Linked DNA regions of Homo sapiens: region 2 is linked to region 1. Evidence: chromatin loops called from intact Hi-C (ENCODE). Cell type or tissue: body of pancreas. All regions are shown on one strand. Each heading gives the region's core, and the rest is flanking DNA. Links, peaks and the distances in the headings are about the cores only. Region 1 overlaps TMC3-AS1 (TMC3 antisense RNA 1). Region 2 has its middle 28 kb from the start of CFAP161.

The links. A loop is a pair of places that touch in the nucleus more often than their neighbours do. Peaks named below come from ENCODE experiments on the same cell type or tissue, not always from the same donor. Only the 100,000 strongest peaks of a DNase experiment are listed, where the experiment ranks them.
Region 2: it touches region 1 in a loop (3-fold over the local background); 5 of 110 quality-filtered maps call a loop at or near these places.

The regions. Positions count from the first base shown.
Region 1 is chr15:81,383,827-81,386,740 of GRCh38, forward strand. All of the region lies in intron 6 of TMC3-AS1 (TMC3 antisense RNA 1), which reads left to right. Among named protein-coding and RNA genes, the nearest start is that of TMC3, 11 kb to the left of the region's middle. In body of pancreas, for the core only: no CTCF peak of the experiment used is centred there; a DNase peak (open chromatin) is centred at 1,735.
Region 2 is chr15:81,104,815-81,107,728 of GRCh38, forward strand. It overlaps a transcript of CFAP161 not described here. Among named protein-coding and RNA genes, the nearest start is that of CFAP161, 28 kb to the right of the region's middle. In body of pancreas, for the core only: a CTCF peak has its summit at 1,851 (motif pointing right); a DNase peak (open chromatin) is centred at 1,857.

The DNA of each region.
Region 1 (2,914 bases), core at 247-2,746:
CTGGTCTCAAACTCCGACCTCAGGTGATCTGCCCACCTCGGCCTCCCAAAGTGCTATGATTTCAGGCGTGAGCCACTGCGCCCGGCCCTTTTTCTTTATAAATTACCCAGTCTTGGGTATGTCCTTGTCAGCAGCATGAGAACAGACTAATACAAAGCATTTAGTAAGTTCAGGCTCTTTTTTTTTTCTAGTTTCTAGAATTGGTGCAGATTTGCCTCTAATCATTTAAAAATAGTAAATATAATATTCTCCATTTCTGGTGGGTGGAATTCCCATATCCACAGCACTTTCTTTCCCCTTCCTCTCTCTGCTTGTGAGGGCCTCTGAGTTTATTATTTCACTCATTCATTACATAAATACTAAGTACCTGTGCTGTGTTGTGTTACAACATTAAATCATATGCTACAACATTTTCACCAGACAAGGTCTATGGGTTTTGGAAAAACTCTAGGCAGTTTCCCTGAATCCCAAGCAGGCTTGTTCAGGCTTACTATTTAGAGAAAATGGGTCTGACCTGGAGAGTCAGTATTTATGGTGTGATGCACTTGAGTAGATCTTATCAGCATCTACTAATGAGAGTTGAACATTAGCATGCTAATGTCTAAATTCAGAGTATATTCTGTGTCATTGAGATAGGCAGAAAAATGACCCCCCAAAATCTATCTACGTCTTAACCCCTGAAACCTGTGCGTATTTCCTGATATAGCAAAAAGGGAGGGAGGTCCTTGCAGATGTGATTAAGTATTATGAGATAGGGAGGTTATCCTAGATTATCTGGGTAGGCACTACAGGTAATCACATGTACCTTATAAGAGGGATGAAGGAGGAGATTTTACTGCATACAGAGGAGAAGGTGATGTGAAGATGGAGCAGAGAGAGACCTGAAGATGCTGGCGTTGAAGGCTGCAGGGATGCAGCCACAAGCCAAGGAGTGCCTGCTCTCACCAGAAGCTGAAAGAGGCAAGGAATGTCTTCTTCTATAGAACCTACAGAGGGAGTACCCTGCCAACACCTTTATTTGGGCCCAGTGATACTATCAGACTTCAGACTTCTGGCCTTCAAAACTGCCAGAAAATACATTTCTGTCATTTTAAACTACTACGTTTATGGTGATTTGTTACAGCAGCCACAGGAAATTAATCCAGCCACTTTATGTCCAAAATGAGGTTAATAATAGGGAACCTGTAAGTGCATGCCTTGTTTCAAGTTTACCAGAGATGCCACATCCTTCCTGGTGTCTCTGTGGGTTTGCTTCCTAAGATTCCAATCAACCCTTGCACCCGGTGATCAACTTTCCAACTGTCTTTCAGAAAATGATTAACTTCTGTTTTTTAACTAAGTCGTCCCCAGCAAACCATATTTTTGTGAAAGCTTACTGTTCATTTCTGCAGGCCTGAAGGGAGGTGGGGCTAGTAAGTCTCAGCCCCTTCTCTGCAAGCCTGCTCTAAACAGCAGTGACAGACATGGCATGGTCCACCTTCTAGTCATTAGATATAATGCCAAGATAAACAAGTTTGATTGATACCCTGGGGTGAAATTCCTTTTTGCACTCCAGGTACTGAGGAGAAGGCATTGTGTATGGGACACTGGAAGAGGTATGGGACTGTGTGAAGCCGGCTGTTGGGCATGGTCCACCTTCTAGTCCTTAGATATAATTCCTTTTTGGGCTCCAAGTACTGAGGAGAAGGCATTGTATATGGGACACTGGAAGAGGTGTGGGACTGTGTGAAGCCGGCTGTTGGGCATGGTCCACCTTCTAGTCCTTAGATATAATGCCAAGATAAACAAGTTTGAGTGATACCCTGGGGTCAAATTCCCTTTTGTGCTCCAGGTACTGAGGAGAAGGCATTGTATATGGGACACCAGAAGAGGTGTGGGACTGTGTGAACCCGGCTGTCGGGGGCCTGTGAGAGAAGGGGGATGAGAATGTGATTGGTTTTGAAATGATCTAAAATAGAAACTCCACAGATGGCCTCTGAGAAATTGAGACTCCATTCTGTAAAAAGGCACAGAGTCATAGAACTGTAGCGCTAGAAAGACTCTGGTCACCTGGCTCAATCCCCTGTTCTACAAAAGACGGGTCAGAGGCCTCAAGAGATACGACTCTCCAAGGCTGTCCAACCCATAGGTAGGAAAACTGGGACTTTTTGAAGTGTTTCTGTGAGAATGAAAATAAATAGCTGTAAAAGGCTCAGAATAGTGTTTGATGTAGTAAGTGTTCAAAATGTTTGATTGTGATAGGTTTATTTAAAACATTGGGCCACCTAAATTTCCAACATCAAAAGTGAAGTAACAAGAATGCTAATGAAATACAACGTTTTATCTAAAATAATGCAATCATCAGAGCCTTTCTGTTCCATCTGCCTCTGTGACTACTGCCCAGTCCAAGCCGCCATTGCCTAGATTGTCGTAGCAGCCTCCTCATCGTTGTCCTGTTTCTTTTGACGACTTCCAAAGACTATTTCCCGCCCAGCTACATCCCATTCTCCTCACAGCAGCCAGAGAATTTTTTTTTGTAAAAAATGTAAGTCAAATCAGGTGCCTTCTCTTCTAGAAACCTCCAGTGGCTCCTTTTCTCAGTCAGAGTAAAATCCACATCCTTACCCAGAGCTACATAGCCCAACAAGAGGGACCCTGTGCTGCACCCTGGAGCTCTTCTCCTGTAATTTGAGTGTCTTGCCTACCCTGCTCTGGCCACACTGGCCTCCTTGCTGTGCCCAAATACTCCAGGCCTGTGGCCTTGGGGTCTTTACGTGTGTCTTTTGCCTTGGTTGGAATGCTTTTTCCCTGCATGCTCAGTTACCTGCTCCCTTTCCTCCTTCAAGTCTCTTCTCAAATGTTGCCCTATCAGAGGGTATTTTTGGCCACCCTACATACCAGAGCAAACCACCAGCCCTCATTGGCTGCCTATCAC
Region 2 (2,914 bases), core at 320-2,819, 280 kb before region 1:
TATATGATATTCTCTAGTTTGCTATTTATATGGCATGTTGGTTTTCTAGGGCTGCTGTAAGAAATTGCCACAAACTTGGTGGGTTAAAACAAGGGAAATATATTCTCCTATGGTTCTAGAGGCCAGAAACCTGTTACCAAGATTTTGGCAGGGTTGGTTCCTTCCGGTGACTCTGAGGGAGAATCTGTTCCATGCCTCTTCTGGCAGCTTCTGGCGATCCTTGATGTTCCCTGTCTTGTAGCTGTGTCACCTCAATTTTTTGTCTTTCTTTTCTTTTCCCTCCCTCCCTCCCTTCCTTTCTCCCCCATACCTTTCTCCCCCCTCCCCTCCCTCCCTCCCTCCCTCCCTTCCTTCCTCCCTCCCTTCCTTTTTTCCTCCCTCACTCCCCCTCCTCCTTTCTCCCCCACCCTCCCCCCTCTTTCTTTCTCTCTCTCTCTCCTTCCTCTTTCTCTTTCTTTCTTTTTCTTTTTTCCTTCCTTTCTTTTCCTTCCTTTCTTCCTTTCTTTCCTTTCCTTCTTCTTTTCTTCCCTCCTTCCCTCCTTCCTTCTTTTCCTCCTTCCCTCCTTCCTTCCTTCTTCCCTTCCTCCATTCTTCCCTCACTCCTTCTCTTCTTTCTTTTCTGAGACGGGGTCTCACTGTGTCACCCAGGCTGGAGTGCAGTGGCCCAATCACAGCTCACTGCAGCCTTGACCTGCCAGGCTCAAGCAATTCTCCCACCTCAGCTTCTGAGCCAAGCAGTCAGTGGCCACTGGAGAGGTTGGTTGGCAGAAGTGGAGGGATAGCAACTTATCTGAGACAAATAGAGGAGGGTTTCCTGCAATTCTGGGGAAACTGAGACCTGCCTATTGCAGCAGCTCATGACTAATGTATTAACACTTCCGGGCTGCTATGAGATCCAGATGGACAGGCATTTGAAGGCTGACGCAGGCAGAAGATTATTAAGTCCACGTGATGTGCAAACACAGGTTTTGGAGGATGGGTAGCTGTGTATTTCCAGTGAATAAAATTTATGATAATATGAGTGTTTGTACTGTACTACAGATGGTCCCAGGAGTGTGAAAAAGAAACTGAACAATTCACTGATGTGGCAGGTGCTTTCAAATATCCCCTTGTCTATCAGGCATTGTCGCTGGGGCTAAGGCTATGTCGATGAAACAAAAAGACCCCTGTCTTTATGGGGCTTACACTAGTCCAAGTTGCTCATTGCTAAGAAAAATTGCCCATAATAGGGATTTGCAGAGAAAATGCAAAGTGTCATGAGAACCAGGGAGTAGCAGACAGCTTAATCTGGGCTGGGGATGTTGCTGAGGGAGATGACTTCTAAGATGGTCTTGATAGATGAGTAGAAATCACACGGAGAAGAAGGGTCTTGAGAAAGTAAATTCAAATAGAGTTAAAAGCAAGGGCAAGAAAGACATAGTTTGGGGGAGTCTCAAGGATTTTGATATTTTTAGAACATAATGTGAAACAGGATTATTTGCAGGAGTGAAACCTAAGACTATTGCAAGTAGACAATAATTTAATAGGCTTCCGACATCAGACTGACGGGGTTTCACCGTGTTAACCAGGATGGTCTCGATCTCCTGACCTCATGATCCGCCTACCTCGGCCTCCCAAAGTGCTGGGATTACAGGCATGAGCCACCGTGCCCGGCTGGCTTTTAACCTCGGTGTTTATTACAGTGAGAGAAGATGTATCATTAGTTCCAGAAGCAAAGGTTTACAACTCCCTTTGGAATCAGAGACCCACTTGTAAACTGGAGTCTTCTGAACTGAGCCTGGAGAACACCTTGCTGTCACTGCATCATTTTTCTAGTCACAAATCAGAAGCTGTACCCACGAATTGCCACATGAGGGCACACTTGCCCAATTATGAAATTAAACACGCTCTTTCAAAGGTCAGGGAAGCCCTTGTCCTAAACATTTCTTCTGGATGAGACATTACTTTTGAGCATGAGAAACAGCCCAGTGTGGCTGTGTGGTGGCTCAAGCCTGTAATCCCAGGACTTTGGGAGGCCGAGGCGGGTGGATCACTTGAGCCCAGGAGTTCAAGACCAGCTTGAGCTACATAGCAAGACCCCATTTCTACAAAATATTTAAAAATTAGCCGGGCGTGATGGTGTGCACCTATAGTACTAGCTTCTCAGGAGGCTGAGGTGGGAGGATTGCTTGAGCCAAGGAGTGCAAGGCTACAGTGAGCTGTGATCACACTATGACACTCCAGCCTAAATACAGCAAGACCCTGTTTCAAACCAACCAAAACAAAAAACAAGCCCAATGCGACTATCTAAAACCTGCAAACATCTGCTGAATGAGGTGCCTGGAGGAATTTGAGCAGAAAACTGGTTCCCATTCTTGGTCTGCTGTCAGACTTTTCATAATAATAAGCAGTAGTATTTACCGAGTACTCACTGTGTCCTAGGTACTGTGCCAATGTGTCACACACGTCATCTTACATACATATCCACACTCATCATATAACGTGAGTGAGGTTATTTCTCCATTTTACAGATGAGGCAACTAAGTCATAGACTGTGATTCCACCCAAGGTTTACACAGCAGGTGAGTGCTTGGTTCTGCCATTTGGATTGAGAATATCTGACTCCAAAGCCTGTGATTTAAATTACAGAGGCTGGGCACAGTGGCTCATGCCTGTAATCCCACCACTTTGGGAGGCCGGGGTGGGCGGATCACCTGAGGTCGGGACTTTGAGACCAGCCTGGCCAACGTGGAGAAACCCCATCTCTCCTAAAAATACAAAATTAGCCAGGTGTAGTGGCGTGTGCCTGTAATCCCAGCTACTCAGGAGGCTGAGGCAGGAGAATTGCTTGAACCCAGGAGGCGGAGGTTGTGGCGAGCCGAGATCATGCCATTGCACTCCAGCCTGGGCAACAAGAGTGAAACTCAGTCTCAAA